Regions from separate parts of the Homo sapiens genome. Here region 2 is linked to region 1. The links are chromatin loops, found by intact Hi-C in ENCODE. Cell type or tissue: MCF 10A. All regions are shown on one strand. Each heading gives the region's core, and the rest is flanking DNA. Links, peaks and the distances in the headings are about the cores only.

What was found. Peaks named below come from ENCODE experiments on the same cell type or tissue, not always from the same donor. Only the 100,000 strongest peaks of a DNase experiment are listed, where the experiment ranks them.
Region 2: a loop joins it to region 1, with 3.0 times the contacts of the local background. A loop is called at or near these places in 3 of 110 quality-filtered maps.

What each region holds. Positions count from the first base shown.
Region 1 is chr4:149,891,664-149,902,085 of GRCh38, reverse strand. No RefSeq gene overlaps it. Among named protein-coding and RNA genes, the nearest start is that of IQCM, 81 kb to the right of the region's middle. In MCF 10A, for the core only: CTCF peaks have their summits at 4,111 (motif pointing right) and 5,463; a DNase peak (open chromatin) is centred at 5,445.
Region 2 is chr4:149,704,197-149,714,618 of GRCh38, reverse strand. The region is part of intron 5 of IQCM (IQ motif containing M); the gene reads left to right. Among named protein-coding and RNA genes, the nearest start is that of IQCM, 110 kb to the left of the region's middle. In MCF 10A, for the core only: no CTCF peak of the experiment used is centred there; a DNase peak (open chromatin) is centred at 5,698.

The sequences.
Region 1 (10,422 bases), core at 1,349-9,348:
TTCTTATGGGTCAATAATCATCTTAGTCCAATCAGAAGATGTTGCCCGGACTTTCAAACTATGCAGAAGCTGTGGGCATGGGGCAGTTTCCATTTGCAGGGGCTGCTGGCATGGTAGCCACCATGATTAACGAAATCTGTCCTCATTATATGTTAGGAGTTAAAAGCTTCTCAACCAAATGTTCGATCTGTTAAGCAATGATGAACTTTCCCTTAGAAACAAAATTATACAAGTAGAGGTAATTTCAAAAGAAGAATATCTGAAAATTTTTACCTCTCAATTCACTAATGACTCATTAGTATACATATTATTTAATTATAATGTGATTAAAATTCTAAGAATAAATACTTTTCAATTCTTACTACTGTAAAGCACACTTCTTGAACCTTAGTTAATATTTACTGACTACTGTCACCTGTGATAACACAGTAAGTATAACTTATACAGTAAACAATCTGATTGGCTGCTGAAAAAGGAATGGAGAATAAAGGATTTAGGACCATGTATTGTAGAATTCAGATAATTAAAAAAAAAAAAACAAAAACGAGTGCCTTTATGGTCTATGGGATGGTCACAACGCATTGCTTAAATTTGTGTGGGAAATACACCTATTCTTCCTGATATTTACTTTCACAACCGTAATCTGTAAGATGAAACTGTGTCCTTAAAACATCAAGTTATATCCAGTAGAGGAATTGGACAGGTGTGCTGGAGGGTGGTTAGAGGGAAATTCCTAGTAATCACCTTCTGTGTACTATGCAACGTATTATATGTGTCTATAAAACATTTATAATGCTCATTTTATAGATGAGGAAGTTGGCCTAAAACTGCCCAGTGTCACACAATTCCTAAATGAAAAACCAGGCATGATTCTTTCTTCATGTTCAAAGCTCGTATCCTTTTTTTAAAAATTTATTTCAGTAGCTTTTGGGGTAGAACTGTTTTTTTGTTACGTGGATGAATTATATAGTGGTGAATTCTGAGATTTTCATGCACTTATCACCTGAGTAGTATATATTGTATCTAATATATAGTTTTTTATCCTTAGCCCTCCTCTTACCCTCCCCCTACTGAGTCGCTAGAGTCCTTTACATCACCTTATATAAAGCTCATGTCTTTTAACAACAAGTTGTTGCTTTACTTTGGCCCTTCTCTGATATTCTTTCCCTCTTCAATATTTCTCAAATAATGATAATTTCCTTAGATATTTTATGACAGTTTTCAGTATTCCAGCAGGTGCAGTCATTGTGGACTGGTGAGAGAGGAAGAGATAGAAAAGCAGCTTAAACTTCTGAACTGTTAAAGAACTCCCAGAGGTCTTGGCTTTGAATACAAGAAAAGGAATATGAATATTTGCATATATTTCTAGGTGCTCTTGCCACAATTGCTGATTAGTAGAATGGGTTGGGTGGTGGAGTATAGCATATTATCCTACGACTGACAAATGAAGGTAAGCTATTCTTCCAGTGGGATACCCAGATCAGTATCTGTACTATCTCAGAACTCTGCATATATTCCCAGGGAAAATCTTGAAGTCTTTCTCAAGTATTACACACATATGTACATATGCATGCAGCCCCCAAAGGTTAAATTGAACAGAAGGTTCTGTTAAATTAAGGTTAATTAACAGAAATAATAGAAATCTCTAATTTCTAACCTTTATTTATATTCTATATTTTATGAAGTACAGTATGCAAGAACCACAGCATAAATCAAGAAGTTACAGACCAACCAGTTTTAAGAAAATGGAAGCAAAGCATCATAATAACCCACCAGCTTTAGGACAAAGAACTTTAATTTTTTTTCATATAATGTAGGTTAATTAGAATTAAACCTAGAAGGCTAAATGCATTGACAATTTTACAAGTTAAATTTTATTCTACTTTGTAAAAGTATGAATAACTCTTAATTTTACCTTTTATTTCACTAATCTTATATTTTAGAACAAAATTCCATTGACCCTTCAATGAAGAGTTCTAATTTACATTTCAAATTTGTGCCTAATTATAAAATTTTAGAATAACTTAGGAAATCATGTGGTCTCTAGCTTTCAAACTGATTAATTGCTTAGGCAATGATATTAAACTCTGGTTTGATATCACTCCAGGGTGAGTACAGTGATCTAAAAATTATTGAAATAAACTTTAAACTACAAAGTAAATGTATACTTTGAATATTGAGTTGGTAGACATAAAAAACTATTTAAACCAACTTGATCTATGTGTCATTAATAGAATACTCATTTAAACAATGGGAGAATGTGAATTCTTTTCAAGTGTACTTGGAACATTCTCTAAGATAGACCATATGCTGAACTATAAAACAATTTTCAACTAGGTTTAAAGGATTGAAATTATGCAGAATTTGTTCTGTGACCACAACTGAATTAAATAAGTTATCAATAACATAATAATCTAGAGAATTCTGAAATGTTTGGAAATTTAACAACACACTGTAAAAAAACTGATGGGTCAAAGAAGAAATGACAAGAGAAATTAGAAAATAGAACTGAATATTAATGAAAATAAAATATATAAAAATTTGTGAAATGCAGCTAAAGCAGGGTATAGAAATCCATTCATATCTTTAAATGCTTATGTTAGAAAAGCGATTTAAATATAATGATCTTGGCTTTCATCATAAGAAACTAGAAAAAGAACCCAAAGTAAGTAGGAGGAAAGAAACAATAAAGAGCAGAAATTAACAACATAAAAATTAGAGAAACATTAGATAAAATCAATACAACCAAAAGCTACTTCTTGGAAAGTACAAAAAATGTTGATAAACCTCTCATCAGACTAATCAAGAAAAAGAGAGACAAATCACCAATGATTGAAAGAGGGGATATCACTACAGATCCTACAGAATTTGAGAAGACAACAGAAAATATTTATGAACATCTTTGTGCCAATAAATGTGACAACTTGGATTAAATGGACAAATCCTTGAAAAATACCAATTAACAAAATGAACTAAAATATAAATAAAAAATGAGAATAGATCTATCTCTACTAAATAACTTGAATTCATAAATAGAAACCTTACCTCAAAGGAAACCATAGTTTTACTAGTGAATTCTATAAAACATATAAGAAAGAAATATTTCTGGCTTTATAAAAACCTCTTCCAGAAAATGTGAGGCCAAACTAATTTTATGAGGCCAACATTACTCTAATATTAAAACGAGTTATCACAGTAAAATAAAACTACAGATCAATATCCCTTGTGACATAGACAAAAAAATCTGTAACAAAATATTGACAAATATGTATTATGTTAGAAAGATAGTAACTCTCCACTAAGCATGGTTTATACTAGAAATGCTGATAGAATCTACACCCAACCTAAACAAATGAGGCATTTAAGTTGGCAGAAAACCTTTTCAAAAAACCCTGCTAAACGCGAGTTTATTGTTTAAAATCGCCTACTTTAAAATATATCTATAGGATTTGCTAAACATATAAAGCTTTACAACACAATTCTTGTTGGCTACTTCTAAGTTTGCATGCTACATTCTTGCATCTTATTTTTCTAAAACCTACCCATTAGCATTGGTATTGTGCCTGATTTGATAGACATTTTCATAATTCAGAAGAAAATGGAGGAGATTAAAAGAAAAAATTTTAGTTGTCTGCTTTTCTGATCTAGAATAATTTTTCTATTTAAGGCTACACATTGAACAAATACAAATCTTTTAAAATTGAAAAAATATATTTTTTGCTTATGATAAAAAATTTATATAATGCAAATAAACAAAAAGTATAAAACATAGTCTAAGATTCCATGCTTCTAGATTATTATAATCAATGTCTTGATGTAACTTCTCTATACAGTTTAATAATAAATATGTCAGTGGGAAGAGAACTAGGGAGAATTAATAACTGTGAGATTTAATCTGGAGAAAATGAATGTAGGACATTGGGTAAGTGACTTAATCCCTTTGGGCCTCAGTTTCCTCATCTATAGAATGTGGGGACCTGATTAGACATTCTCATGGTCCCTTCTAACTTTTAAGTATATATTATTTCAAAGTGAATCTCACAACTCTTGAAGGCATAGAAATAAAGTGAAAGTCTATACTAAGCAGAAGGTGGCAGTGTTGTTGAAGAAAAGGCCTAGATTTTAATACCAGTAAATGCAGGTGGATTGCTATGCATGGTGTTTGCACCTTGATAAAATTAGTGCTGGAGCAAATTAGTGACAAACCACTAATTTAGCAGGATTAAGATATCCTGTTATAACAGGTAGTTGTTTTTCTGAGGTCAATAATATCATTATATATGACATTGCTTTGCTGTGAAATGAGACAGAATCAAATATGATAACCTAAAGCTCACACAAATATAGAAATCATGCTAAGCTCAGAGCTTTTAAGTGAATAATAATTATTGTTATATTGGTTTCAGGTATTTTGAAAGAGTTTGCCTGGCTATTATTAAGTGACAACTTCCTCATACATATTTGCAGTTTGGCACAGATATTTTTAGTGAGGCAAAGTTTTTCATTCTTTGTTTTCCAACTTTTTGAAATAAAGGAGGATTCAAGCACACACGTTTTAATGGGCTTTAGAGAGCTCATCTTTAACACATAGTAATGGTATTCAATAATTCAATCTTTGTTCTTTGTCTTAGAAATATCTGAGTTCAGTGCTTATAGTGGGGTTAAGATATGATATTTAAATTTATGATTTATTGTTTGTTTAGCATAACATACTAGAATACCATTTAATAAGGCAATCGATTGTAGGGACAATTGTTAAATTAAGATTTCATTTAGAATGAAGAAAATCTGTTAGTAGATTTTGGTTGAGTCAGGTACAGTACTCCCCTAAAATCCCCCAAATTTCTACATTAACTAGATACCACTGTCTTAGTCCATTTGGACTACCATAACAGTGTATGATAAATCAAGTAGGTTATAAACAACAGAAATTTATTTCTCTCTGTTCTGGAGTCCAAGATCAAAGTGCCAGCAGCTTCAGTGTCTGGTGAGAGCCTACTTTCTGGCTCATAGACAACACCTTCTTGCCGTGTCCTCACCTGTCCCTCACACATCATTAGGAGTGAGGGAGCTCCCTTGGGCCTCTTGTGTAAGGCTCTGCCCTCATGACCTCATCACCACCCAGAGGCCCCGCCTCCTAATATCATCACTTTGGGGGTTAGGATTTCAGCATATGAATTTTGGGGAGACACACACATTTAGACCATAACAACCATTTTTTACTGCAATATCCCTCTCCCCTCTGCATTTCTGGGAATATATACTATAGGAAGCAGATACACATCCACGCCAAATTGTCTTTCTGTCCCTCTGCAAAATTTTGGGGAAAGATTAAACTATCAGAAAAAACAGAATCAGCTATGCCAAAGATGAAGCATGAGATCACATGTTAATGCTAACACTCTTCCAAAACTCCTTTTTGTCTGGGTTTGTGTCATTTGCATGCAGCCCACAGGGTGGAGGCAGAAACCAGTGTGGGAGAGTGGGAGGCCTCTCCAGTTGTAGGAGTCAAAGCCTCCATTCTTAGTTGAATACCCTTTATTTATTTCTCCTGCCTGATTGCCCTGGCTAGAACTTCCAACACTATGTTGAATAGGAGTGGTGAGAGAGGGCATCCCTGTCTTGTGCCAGTTTTCAAAGGGAATGCTTCCAGTTTTTGCCCATTCAGTATGATATTGGCTGTGGGTTTGTCATAAATAGCTCTTATTGTTTTGAGATATGTCCCATCAATACCTAGTTTATTGAGAGTTTTTAGCATGAAGGGCTGTTGAATTTTGTTGAAGGCCTTTTCTGCATCTATTGAGATAATCATGTGGTTTTTTGTCTTTGGTTCTGTTTATAGGATGGATTACGTTTATTGATTTGTGTATGTTGAACCAGCCTTGCATCCCAGGGATGAAGCCAACTTGATCATGGTGGATAAGCTTTTTGATGTGCTGCTGGATTCGGTTGGTCAGTATTTTATTGAGGATTTTTGCACCGATGTTCATCAGGGATATTGGTCTAAAATTCTCTTTTTTTGTTGTGTCTCTGCGAGGCTTTGGTATCAGGATGATGTTGGCCTAATGTAAATGACGAGTTAATGGGTGCGGCACACCAACATGGCACATGTATACATATGTAACAAACCTGCACGTTGTGCACATGTACCCTATAACTTAAAGTGTGTGAGTATATATATGTATATATGTGTATATATATGTATATATATGTGTGTATATATATATTTATATATGTATATATGTGTATATATATGTATATATATGTGCGTGTGTATATATGTGTGTGTGTGTGTGTGTGTGTGTGTGTGTGTGTGTGTGTATATATATATATATAGCGCCTCCATTCGCCCACTGCTGGGCCACCATCCCCCAAGGTTGTTGCCTTACTCCTAAATTACCATGGCTTTTCCAGCAGGAACATTAAAGTTTCATTTTAGGTAACATCTTTCCTTCTTTATGAAGCTGACTCCATGTATCTAAGCTACATATTCTCATGTCTGGGGTAACTTCCTATATTATACCATGAGCATCTCTTTCTATTGCCTCAAATTCCCATGGCAGCACCCATCAGAGTGACCTCCTTGTTCTTCCTTGATGATGCCAGACCTGTTCCCACCTCAGGACTTTTACAGTGGCTGTTCCCTATGCCTGGAATGCTTTTCCCCTGATAATCATGTGACTAACTTTCTTAATGCTTCCAAATCTTTTTGTTCTAATGTCGCTTTCTCTGTGAAGACTTCCCTGATCTTCTATATGCAGTTGCTACTCCCTTCACCCCCACCGTCCTCTGTCCCCAGCATTCCCACTCCCCTTTCCTCTCAATTTTTTTCCATAGCACTTCCCACCTTCTAATAACTACATAACTTACATATTGATTTTGTTTACTGTTTGTCTCCCTCTGCCAAAATGTAAGCCCTACGAAGACAACACATTTTGTCTGTTTGACTCACTGCTGCATTTTCAGTGCTAAAAAAGTGCCTGTCAGAACAGAAATAAGCAATAACTACTTCTTGAATGAAGATATCAGTACATTTTCTCAAAAGAATTTTCTAAGTGGTTAGAAAATTATTATTCTCTATTCATTTTCTTCAAAATAAAAGAAGGAACAGGGATGTATGCAGTAGACAGAAGCATACATACTTTTCAAGCTTGGTAGATATTTTAAAAATATTTCAGAGTTTCTTTGTATTCTTAATGCAACCAAAGACGACTTACAGGAAAATATGTGTCAGGATAAGAATTGAATTCATATCCTGCTGTATAAACTTAATAATAGAATAATTTTAAGATATAGGTTAAGGCCAACTTGGATCTTTTTGAATATTCTCACAGGTAAGTTTATTATTCTGTGCCCAGTGTTTCCTCTAGTGGGCTGCAGTAATGCTTTGGCTGCCAGGTCACTGGGCAACATTGCCAAGAGGTGCTGAACATTCTAACTCCCTTCCTTTCCTTCCCCTGGCTAACCTGGAAAAGTGCAAGAAGTATAACATATTCTGTAGATCACTAGCCAAAGTGTGGTTCCTCTGGGGTGCGTATCTAAGTTATGTGCTTATTAGGAGCTTTGTGAGTTAAAAATCTATACTCAAAGAAAGTTATTCTGATGATACTTTACCTATAATTTGGAAAGCAAAAAAGCAAATTTTCAGACACTCTGAGCTCAACCCAAACTGGATAACTCTGTTTTCCTTATAAATACAATTTAAAAGTTAGCCTTACGCCAGGATCCTCCCTTCTCTCTGTTTTTAAAAAAATTTAATTTAAAAGCAAATTTTACTTTTTTTTCTTTTTTTTATGAGACAGGGTCTTGCTCTGTCACCCAGGCTGGAGTGCAGTGGTGACATTTCAGCTTACTGCAACGTCCACCTCCCGGGTAGCTGCCTCAGCCTCCTGAGTAGCCGGGATTATCCTGCCTCAGCCTCCTGAGTAGCTGGGATTACAGGTGCGTGCCACCACACCTGGCTAATTTTATTTTTTTTGTATTTTTAGTAGAGATGGGGTTTCACCATGTTGGCCAGGCTGGTCTTGAACGAACTCCTGGACTCTAGTGAGCCGCCCACTTTGGCGTCCCAACGTGCTGGGATTACAGGTGTGAACCATCGTACCTGGCCCAGAGACCCTCCCTTCTCTTGAACAGATCTTTTCAGTTTTCTTACATTCAAAATTTCCTCATTTTTAAGGCTCAGTTTAAAGGCTACTTCTTGCTTATTTTTGTTCCTGGATTCTCCAGATGGAAGGTAGTATCTAACTTCTGTCTACCACCAATGCTAGTCTTTCATTTTGAGGAGTTTATAGGCCAGCAGGAAGGATAAGTTGTGTTTGCTAATAACTATGAAACAAGCTAGAAATTGATCAACGTGGTGTTGGATAATCCGATACAATCCTACAAACATTTAGAGACAGATAGTCAGCTTCTGACTGCTTCATGGTGGAGGTGGTATTTGACCCTTAAGGAATGGATACAATTTGGGTGGGCAGAGAAAGAGGAGGAAAGAAGGACTTGCCAAGTTAGAAGTTAAGAGCAGACACAAACATGGAAACAGGAATTCTTATAAGAAATAGTTATTGGTTCAATGAATGTGATGTAACAAAGTTTAACAAAGGAAACCTAATGAGAGCCAGGGCTGGAAAGGTAAGATTGGTCCAAACCATGAAAAGATCTGAGTGTCAGGCTAAGGAATTTAGATTTTTTTTTTTTTTTTTTTTTGAGACAGTCTTGCTCTGTTGCCCAGGCTGGAGTGCACTGGCACGATCTTGGCTCACTGTGACCTCTGCTTCCTGGGTCCAAGTGATTCTCCTGCCTCAGCCTCTGAGTAGCTGGGATTACAGGCACCCACCACCACGCCTGGCTAATTTTTGTATTTTTAGCAGAGACAGGGTTTCGCCATGTTAGCCAGGCTGGTCTTGAACTCCTGACCTCAGGTGATCCACCCGCCTTGGACTCCCAAAGTGCTGGGATCACAGGCATAAGCCACTCTGCCTGGCCAGGAATTTAGATTTCTATTGAAAATGGAGAATTATAGACTTTTTTATCAGACAAGTGACATGGACACAGATCTACTTAAGATTAAATTAAACCAATGTATAGATAGAATGGCTGAGAGTGGGGACATTCTGTAGACACGGAGACCATTGCAATAATCAAGCAAAGAGATGATAGAGGCATGAACGTAATAGTAGCAGTGAGAAAAGAAAGATTGGGATGGTTGATTGACAGGGCTGAGCTAGAATCAACAGGACTAGACAACTGGCTGGTTGAGTAAAGGGAAGAGGTGTTGTGTCTAGGTTACTGGGAGAATGGTGTTTATTAACCAAAATGAGTATGTAGGTTTTTTTGTATGTGGGAGAGTTAGGTTTTACTGAGAAAAGAAGAAAATGTTGTTTAGGGTTGTTCCAGAAATATATCAGAGTGGCTAACTAGTAGGTTATAGATGCCAGCTTTTTCTAACTTCATAAATATTATTATATAGGCAATTTAAGGTGAAGAACAGTGTCTGATATTTTTCATTTTCACCTTTCATCTATCCTGAGATCTAGAACAGTGCTAAGCACATTGTAGGTACTCAAGACATATGTATTGATTGATAATGTATTTTACTTTTGGAGACAGGTTTGTGGAGAGAAGGTACTGGCCTCACTCTAAAATTGCTGATTAAAAAGTGCCCACTGGCCAGGCATGGTGGCTCATGCCTGTAATCTCAGCACTTTGCGAGGCCAGGGTAAGCAGATCATTTGAGGTCAGGAGTTTGAGACCAGCCTGACCAACATGGTGAAACCCCGTCTGTATGAAAAATACAAAAAATTAGCCGGGCAAGGTGGCACACGCCTGTAATCTCAGCTACTCAGTAGGCTGAGGCACGAGAATCACTTGAACCTGGGAGGCGGAGGTTATAGTGAGCCGAGATCATGCCAGTGCACTCCAGCCTGGGCAACAGAGTGAGACTCCATCTTAAAAAAATATAAAAAGTAAAAAATAAAAACCACCCATGGCTCTGAAGTTTCCTTCCTTGACTAGCCTGAGGCCTGACATTCCCTGCACTTGAATTCTTTGGGTTACTACAATGTAGGTGGCCATTAACATGTAAATGATATCTGCATGGACATAACACACTACAGCATTAGGTCTTTATTAGTTAACATATTCTTTAAATGAACAAATCAGTTCCTTAGATGAGAGCTGGGTTCTAAGGGAATAAGAGAAAGGACAGGTACTTTCTGTAGAGAACAAATGAGAAGGGAAATTGTGAAAGTAGGGTCAGTGACAGGCCCAGTAAAGTGGTGAATTCTGGGCAGATCTGAAGTAGGGGCTGGAGGAAAGATGGGAAAGAGTAGTGCTGGGCAAGCAAAAACAATAGAAATTCACTACACTGAATGAATGGGATCATTTAATTCACAGTGTAAACCAAGAATACAATTTTAAGCC
Region 2 (10,422 bases), core at 1,281-9,280, 190 kb after region 1:
GAACAAACATGGTACATATAGGATTTGGTACTACCCACAGTTTCAGGCATCCACTAGGGGTCTTCAATGTATCCACCCTCAGATAAGGGAGTACTACTATATAAAGTCTGAAATGTTTGTTAGATATCTAGATGGAGATATTGAATAGAGAGTTGGATATCTGGATTTGGAGTTCATGGGAAAGGACCAGTATCAGTTATCAACCTGAGATACCTCAGTTTATAGATGGTAGTTAATGCCATGAGACTATGATATAATCATGGGAGGGAGTTAGAGAAGTCTGAGTAGTAAGCTGTGGAGTATTTAGATTTTAGGGAAATAAGGAGAAACTAACAAAGAGACTGAGAAGGAGCAGCAAGTGAGGAAGAAAAAACAAAAAATGGGAGACTGAGATGTGCAGGATACTGAGTGAAGATTGTCTTCCCAGGAGCAGAGAGTGTTGGATCTACTGTGTTAGATTCTGCTTACAGATCAAGGAAGACAAAGACTTAAAATTGACATTGGGGTTAGCACTGTGGAGGTCAACGATGACCTTGACACCTACTATTTTAGTAGCGTGATCAATTCAAAAGAGAATTGAGGGAGAGAAATTAGATAAATATGGATAACTATTGCAAATAGTTATGAAGAACACAGAAATTAGGTGACTGTTGGGGGAGGTGAGATCAAGAGAGAGCACTTCTTTTTTCCCCTTATTTAAGATGGGAGAAATGTCAATATATTTTTATACTGATAGAAACAATTAGGAGGAGAGGGAAAATCACAAGTGAAGGAAGAAAAAGGAAGAATTGCTGGAACAGTATCTATAAGAAGATGAGAGTGGATGAGAGCTGTTGTAATATAAGTACAGGGGTTGGGCCTTAGATGGGAATGTAAAATATTTTCACCTGTAGTAATGAGAGGGCACATGGAGTGTATGGGAACAGATACTCTCAGGACACAGGCTTTAGAAGTTCTCTTCTGATTGCTTCTAGTTTCTCAATGAAATAGGAAGCAAAAAAAGCAGCTGAAAGTAAGGGCAGGGGGAAGTGTTAGAGGTTTAAAGAGAGAAAATATGAAATACAGACGGGAGAGTGAATGGACTGAGAAGTGGAGGATGATTACTGGATAACAGTAATGTCCACTTGGGTTAGTGTTAGTGTTATATGAGACCAGTCATGGTTTTGTTTTCTCCCATCACATTAATTATGCAGAGTACAAACACCACAGGGTGGATAGAAAGACATTTAACTAGGGCTTTGTGTTTTCTCAAACAAGATGACAAAATAAGAGGGAGGCAACAAAATCAGCCTGTGAGAGGAGTGTTCATAAGGATTGACCTTGGAATTTAAGCTGCCTGAGGTGTGAAGGTGGCAAGGGAGGGTAAAAAGGTGGTAGTATCGATGAATCACAGGGCCTGGTAGGGGGTCCAGCGTTGTTGGTGATAGGGAATAACCCGAAGAAAGGAGAAAGTGGTGATTGGAAAGTGGGATGCTTCAGAATGAGCTCATCAAGCAGCAGTGTTGTTTCAAGTAGCCTCTATGTTTTAATATTTTGTTTTAGTAGGACTTCAGTAGAAAATCCTATTATCATCTAGATTGTTAATCATCTGATATTAGTTATTTTGCTAGTGAACATTACTATTAGCAAGTCTTGGCTAGCCAGGATCTTTATAAACTTTTTGACATTTTCTCCTGATAAGGCCCCTTATTTGTATCCTGACCTAGGCAGTTAATTTGTACCAGAACATATGAGGGCAAGTTATTTTTCAGGCCAAATATTTTAAAAATAAGAAATGTTCATTATAGTCCTCTACTCCAGGGACATGGATTTCTTGGAAAGTAGCCTCCTGAGACATGAACAATCTTCCAAAATGACTGGGGGCAGAATTCAATATTCTTATTACCATTCTGGAGAGGTATTAAGTACTCCTGAAAAACACCTTCCATCAGATTGGTTTGTCTATGTACTAATCTGTACTCTATGCTAGAAAGTAAGCCTTTAGAAGGCAGAGACCTTACCAGTCTTGTTTGTATTTCCATCCTCAGTGGTTAAATAGGAAAACAGTAGGCTTCTTGAGAATTTTAAATATATTTTATAAATGCTTGTTGCATAATGAAGTGAAGTGAATATATGAGCGTAAGTGTAAATTGCTAGCCAGGTTTAAGCAAGCCAGGTGGTTTTTCAAACTGATCTATGTACCATGGAGGGGGTACTTCTGTTATGCTGATCCCTGAGTTATATCAGAAGACTGTGTGTGTATGTGTGTTGTGTGTGTGTGTGTGTGTGTGTGAACATTGACAGTATGACAGTATCTGCACAGGATAAAGAGATCAATCCTAATCACTGTCCGGTGCAAAACAGCTGTTGCCTGAGCAAGTCAGTGCCCAAGGTAGTTATTAATTTCTCTGGCCTGCATGAATGCTTCCAAAATGATTCTGTCACAGCATGTGTGTTCTGGCATTCCCTCTGAACCCTGGAATCCTGGAGCCAAGGATCTATTAGTGCCTAAAGTGTGGAATGTGAGACATTGATCATCCCTTCTCTAAGCTGGCACTGCTCTGAAGCAGCCTAAGAACCAGGGGAACAAGCCTGCTGCCAAATCCTTCTGGTTTTGGTCCCATTGCAGTTAATGAATCAAAACATTATTTTAGAGACACTTTATATTTTAAACTATTCCAGAAGCCCAGTGAGTACTCTGAATATACTTAGTGAAGATGGATCAAAAAAGCGTTTTATATGCTTACTGTAGAGGCATTCACAAAGACATATAACATGCTATCATCACATTTAACAGGTGCTCATAAGTACTACCAATGTGACTGAGTTGATGGTAGTTTCTGCCAAAGTTTCTGGTGTCCAACTATACTCAACTGCTAAGTATGGCCTTTAAGTAGCTTTCAAAAATAGACTGGAATAGCTGGTTGTAGCTCTGTAAGCAAATGACCTTTGCTTTTTTATTTTATGAAAGTTCAAAAATGTGCTTATATCTCTGCAAACTGGTTTTTGGTTTTAAAAACCCAAAAATGCTTCCACTGCTTTATTGAAAGCCAATTTATAGAGAATAGGACAGAGCAGCTAAAAAAAGTTGGCCTGTATTGAGTATCTCCTACTTATCAGTCAGTATATTAAGCCATGCATTATCAAAATCTTGCAAGATTTGCATATTATTAGTTGGATTTTACAGACAGGAAAACTCAGACTCAGAGACATGCTGAAATTGTCACCAATAAATAGTAAATGGCAGAACCAGGATTTGAATCTGAATTTAGTCTTTCTGAATCTAAAGCTTTCGCTCATTTAATTCATACAGTGTGCTACATCCTCTTTCTTGAGTAACTGGGGTATGTGGAGGAATGAGGGTCTCTCAAGTGCCTTGGGAGTATGGAAGTGACTCTTAGTCTTTTTCCAAATTATTGTATAACCTTGAGCAAGTTGCTTTTCTTCTTAGCATCTCAGTATGCCTTATAAAACTGATCTAGCCTTAGCTGCTTGGAAAAACTTTTATTTTCATGAAGAACTATAAGCTTTCAGAAGAAAGGTGGCATTTAAAGTGCCCAACATTATTCTTAGATAATAAATTATCCTATTGCCAGTTATATCCTGTAGCAATTGAGTACTTTCCTGCTTCTTCCAAAGATGTCCCCAAGTGTCTGTGTCATTTTCAGCAGGTCCTCACAGATGTGTTCTATGGATGAAGACAAAAAATGCCGGAGAGTGGTTATGGCTAAGTGATTCAGCTCTGATTTCTTGTATGGGTTAGTAGTGAAATATTGGACTACTGCTACTCCCTCCACTTTCCTCTCTGACCAAAGCTACAAAGACCTGATGAATTTCAGAAACTTCACCAGAAAAGAAATGGCACCTAAGTGTATTGTGCTATAGATTGGAGAGCTCAAGAAATTCCAGGAAACAAATATAGTTTTGCTAGTAAAAATAAATAGAGAGCTAGTGTTATACAGATATTTTAAAGGTTAGAATATTAGCTTTGGGATGAGCTTTGTCAGTCACTTTTTTATTGAGAAAATAGTGACGGTTCCTACGTCTACCTGGAGAGTCTTTCTAACAATACCACATTTATTAATGGGAGCACAGATGGTTTTCTTGAATGGGAGGAGCAACAAGAATATGGGCATGGATTGCCTGTTTCTATAAAGAAGGTGAGGGCATGATTACTTTGCTGGGCCAACAACGATGAATTGTCCAAAATGGCTATAAAGTTTGTTTTGGAGCTCCTAGACAGTTTCTTAGATAAAATTGTTCTGTGAATAGTTAGAAGTGAATAGACACTATACATTTAGAATTCTAGGACCCAATGCTGGGCCTTGGGTTTACAACTTGCAAGGCATTTCTTTGCCTGGCTTTTAAGTGAAGCCTGATTTTAATTTGTACACAGTGCTTTTGCCTTATTTAAGAAAGAAGATAATAACTAGAACCCTAATTTGCTCAGAGCTGCCTCTTACAACTGATTTTATTTACTTATAGGGCATAATTACATTTAGAAAGAGTTTTATGACATCAGCAATAAAATCAAATGAGTGTATAACTTTTCTAGTCATTTATTTCCTACAGATAATTTAATAGTCCAGACATTAAATTTGGATCATTCTTTCCCTTGAAAACAGAATGTTACTCTCAAAGAGTTGATTTTCACTGTTATAAGAGGTTGCACTCCCTTTTTGGTTGGCCTGCAAGCTTTACTTTCTTGAAACTGTAGTGAATTTTATATCTTCCTAGACTTGTTCCTGTGTTAGTTGCCCTGAAGTAAACATTCCTTCCAGGAGAAAATGTTTGCACTCCTTGCAGGAGCAGCTTCTGTGGCTGGAGAGGATGAGTAACAAGACTTTGCATTTGTGCATCCATGCTGTGAACATAGTCCAGAATGATGGTTTGTTCCTGGATGATAATGGGAATCTAATTAAATGTGCCACACTTAATAAAATCACTGCATCTACTTAGAAAGAATCTGGGATTTAGGGACTAAAGATCAAACACCAAGGTCTGGTTCTCCTGCTGAAATATCTTGGCCAAATTATTTAATATACTGGATCCTCCATTTCCTATGTTGTTAAGTGCTGATGATAAAAATAACTGCTGACTATATTGCTGTGAGGATCAAATGAGATTTTTGTGTGAAAACATAATATAAACTATAAAATACCAGACACATTAGTGATGACCCCTTGAAAGACTCAAAAGAGTATATATGCTCATACAGAAAAGCAGATGATCCTGTATCAGGGTAAAGCAGGCACAAAGTGCTTTGGTAAAAAGAGAATTTTCTGTGAAATACAGGTGGGTTACATGTTCTCTCTTCCTTTATTTCTCTTCAACCAACAGTTTGTATTTAAACCTTACTTTCATTTGGCAGAGAATCTAACGCTTAGTATGATACATTTACCTGGAGTTTATCTGAAAGCTAATGTTCTAGTTTTATGTGACCATGTTCAAGCTACGTTGATACCCAAGTACATTATGTGGTTTTAGAGTTTAGTGTTTCTTATGGCTTTAAAGAGTTAATAAAACTTTAACTACTTAATAAACTGCTATGAAACAACTGTGACACATGTTTTTGTCATCAGATATACTGGGAAGTAAAGTGTTTTAATTAGCATTGGGGCCAGGTTCTATCCTCTATTTCACCTTGATTTCTGATTTTGCAATGAGTCACAAAAACTGGTCAGCTTTACAGCCTAGAGCTTTGTAATTGGCTGCAAATGAGTCAGATTCCTGTTCTGTCTGGTTGTTAATACCATTGGCAAGTTTATGTAGATAAACAATAAAAAGAGTGCCAAATTCATTTGAGGACAAACAACATATTATAGTTTGGCAAGCATCCTTTGTCGTTTCATGTAGACTTAGTTTTAGGCATAGAAAAAATATGACTCCTAATGCAAGGTGAGAAAGTATGTCAAGATGTTTGAGATATATTACCTAAAACAAACAGTAGTATACAATGTGAGGAAAGCTAAGAGCTGGAGAGAAATAATCATGTACAAAGAGCTGTTTACCTCACTGGAAAATGATCCTAATCAGGAATTTGCATTTCTTTAAAGCCTTTCTGTTAGTGATAATATCTTTATCCCTATTTCTCAAAAGGCAATTATCACATATAATGGTTTATAATAGAAGTGCTATTGCTCTCCTAGTATTCAGCATGTAAGATTTTTTATTGGTATACTTGTCTTTTTTTTTTCTAGGCACCTGCAATTATATTTACATTCTGACAAAATATAGTAGAGGTGGCACTTAAATCTTCAAGTTCCTGTCTATGATCCTAAGCAATTTTACAGTCTTTTCAGCTTTGTTTTCTTGTAGCAATTTCAAGTGCAATTAGGGATATAAGTATAACTTGTAAAGTTTCCACTAGGAGAATATATTTTATATTTTGGTGCTGGATAACATTACAATAACTTGCTTTACAATTAGTGTAGCAGATCTGGGATCAGCTCAGGATCAGAAGAACCTTAGTAGTAAAGCTGTAAGTCTTTAGCTTGAACGTGGGAAACATTCTGACTGTGTGAAGATAAAGAAGAAAGGTGGTGAAGTACTGGCATTTGTCAGAAATGTTGAGTGGATGGCAGAGTGGGTTGTTGATGATAGTGCAGTGAATTATGCAACAGATGACAATTTGTGAGGACTGGAAGAAGGAAGATTGCAAACATCACACAAATTGTCTTCCTGGTTCTAGATGAAAATATAGAACTGTGATTATTCTACCAAGAAAAGATAATGAAATACATATGAAATACACTAATTTGCATTCACCTAACAATCATACATTTACTAAGCCTCTCCATAGGGTCTCTGAAGGGTCTGGAATTTCCCCATATTTACAAGCTAAAAAGTTAGTGCTGCCAGTTTCATGGGTATAGGCAGAAGACACAGTCAGGACTCATTAGAGACAAGAACATTATTACTTATAGTACAACATGTAGGCTGAGCTTTCCATCCATGTCAGTTTCCCCCAAGTCCACTGGAAGCAACATAGAGGGCTCAGGTAGATGCTGCATACATAGTAGATTTGTGTTAGAGTTGAGAGATGTGAGCTTGGGGAGTCTATCACTTTTAGAGCAAGCTCGCTCTTTGTCCCAGGGAGAGATGTTACTTCATTCCTCAAGGATGCCCTGAGAAAATGCCTGGATAGAGAGCAAAGAGTGTCCAGAGCCTCACATTCGTGGCAGACCCAGTATGATTTCAGGGATGCTCCGGGTCCATGGTGGATAGCCTCTTCCAACACTAAGGAACTCATATCTTATAAACAATGTGTCTATTGTAACATGCATAACAACTATACACATATATTTGCAGTTTCAAAGCATTATTATTCCCTGTTTTTAGCAAGTGAGGAAGTTGAGGCTCAGTGTATTTGAATAAGAAGCTAAAATCACAAATAAATGACATGGCAGGCACTGCAGCATAGCATTCTTAGTTCATAGCCTAATGCTACTACCATTAGCCAGTTTACCTCACTGCTAAAGAATTTTCAAGCCATGTTGGCTCCATGTTTTAGTGAGAGCTTTTCCATTACTTTATTTATTGCTCTCTACATTTCAGGAAATGAGCACTCCTTTCCTGAAGTTGTTCATCTTTGCTGTCTTTTGATTCTGTCAGTCTACTGTGTTCCTACATCTTTTCTTCCTTTAGCTTGGAAAAATCTGTTTATTTCTAAAGGCCTTTCACAAAATTCTAGGAAATAGACTCAAAACAATGAAATTGCCTGTTATCTTAGAACTGTAGAATTGTAGAAATAAAATGTACATTAGACTCACAATTTAACCATTCCACCTTCATTTTAGGAATAAAAAAGAGAGGTCCAGAGAGCCTCAGTGAATTTCCACTCAAGGTCACAGGTCTTATTAGTAGAAAAGAGAAGACCAGAACCCACTGTTTTAATATCTAAAATTCAGCATTCTTGTAATTATGCTACGTTACATCATGAAAGAAAAAGAATTAAAGGATATTGGTAGAAGCTTACTACCTTCACATTATATGTTCTCAAGTTTGGTTTAGTAACAATAGGACTTCTGTTTTACATATACAAGATAATACTTAGCTATCAAAATAACAGAATTATAATTCCTTATAAGTCATGAGTTCCAAACTCAAATGCTCTTCTAAGATCAGCAGGTAACATCAATGTGTGAAATAGCTGATGTGATCAATGGAAGGAATGGAGTCTATGGCAATCTAGAGAAAGCACAGCCATCTAGACACACTCTGATTTAACATTTCCTAAATACCACATGCCCCCCAAATCCATGTCTGCCTCTGGCTTTGACCTTCTTGCTGCCATTTTGCAATACCTTACCTGAATAGTGTGGTTTTAAAAGATTTTTTTATATCCTTAAATGTGATTTTTGTCACATAGACTTTCAGAGCTAAATGGGATATTAATTATCAGCTGCTCTAACCCATCATTATGCTGAAATGGAAATAAAGAAGATTCAGTGATATGCTGAAGTCCACAAAGCTAGTTTGTCACACGAATTGTGACTAGAAGTAGATTTGCATACTCCTAGTCCACTGTTTTTTCTACTTTATCTTGAAACTTTTTTAAAAAAGAATATCCTATTTTGCAATGAAAGCAATGGGAAAATTAGATTTGACATGTAGCAGTGTATTTTGTACATGACTTCTGGAGAACCAATTAATAATTACTTATTGAGTACTGTATATTACCAAGTTACATGGGGCATACAAAGATATAGAATTTTTTTTTTTATTTGTGTCTTCTCCAGTTGGGAAGTCAAAACTAATATAGGAGAATAACTAAATGCTACAATCTTTGGCATTGACTTTAAATATAATAAAACTTCAGAAAGAACAGAAAGTATTGGTGACTGAAAGCCTTAACTCTCCATAACCCAACAATTATTTTTAGTAGCATATTTTTAAAACCTTCTTTCATGACCAAAGGAATACTATGATATTTACTAGAAGGTGCCAGTACTAGAATTATGTGTGTGCAGGTATATGTGTGCTAGAGAGATACTGAATTCGAATCTTTGCTATTCATTATTTATGTTAAATTATAATTTTTGCCTATTGATATCTTAAATATCTCCTTGGGCCTATTTTGACGTTTATGGCAAGTAGGAAAATGGATATAAAAGGTATGCCAACTCAAGTCGTGCTGTAATGGAGAGAGATACCTACCCTCTGATGGAGGTGTTATTAGAAACACCAGTTAAAAAAATAATGCCACAACTATTGCTGTCTATGCCTTTTGACTTATGTTTTCTTTTTACTGGTATTAAAGTTCCGTTTTTGTACCCTGTCATGCTATAGTCAGCCCTACTCTAATAGTTGTATCCTGGTAGAAAATTTTACTCCTATGCCTATTGTATTAGGGCTCTCCAGAGCCCTAATTTTTATATATTTTTATAAATATATAAAAAGAAACAGTAGGATATATATGTTTCTTTTTATATATTTATAATATATAAATATATTTTATTTTTATATATTTTTATATATTTATAATATGTATAATATAGATATATATGATTTATTATGGGAATTATATCATTAGCATGTGATTATGGAGGCTGAGAAGTCCCACCATATGCTGTTTGCAAGCTGGAGAACCAGGAAAGCTGGTGTTGTAAGTCCAAGTCTGAAGGCCTTAGAACCAGGGGTGTAAGTTCTGGAGTCAGAGTCCAAAGGCTTCAGAATGTCTAAGGGCAGCTCTCATGTCTAAGGGCAAAAGAAGATGAACATTCCAACTCTAGAAGAAAGAATTTGCCCTTCTTCTGCCTTTTTGCTTTATTTGACTACTTGATGGACTGAAGTTGCCTATCCATGTTCATGAGGATGGATCTTCTTTATCCAGTCTACCGATTCAAATGTAAATATTTTCTGGAAACATCCTCACAGACACACACAGTAATAATGTTTTCTAGCTATCTGGGCATCCCTTAGCTCAATCAAGTTGACACATAAAATTAATCATCACACCTGCTTTGCAACTTTGTTGGCATTCTTGGCAGATTTATCTCTTCTGCCTCTCTTTTTTCCATCTCATATGCTCAGCCTTATTACTCTGTCCGGAGAACTTTTCCTTCATAAGTACCCTGAAATTAATCCTAATCTAGGGGTCAGAAAACGTTTTCTGTAAAGGGTGAGATAGTAAATATTTTTGGCTTTGTGGGCCGTATGATCTCTGTCACAATTATTCATATCTTTGTGGCAAGGAAGTGGCCAGAAGCAATTGGTAAACAAGTTGGTTGGCTGTGTACCAATAAAGCTTTATTTGCAAAAATAAGCGATGGGCTGGATTAGGCCCAGACCGTGGTTTGCCAATCCCTGTTCTAACCCATTGGTATCATATGGGGAGTGTTTATTCCAGGGGTTGAGCAAGATGATACATGATTGTGTAGGAAGAAGCTTCTATTTATATTTTTTCTATATCTTCTGAATACAGTGTGTATTTCAGTGTTA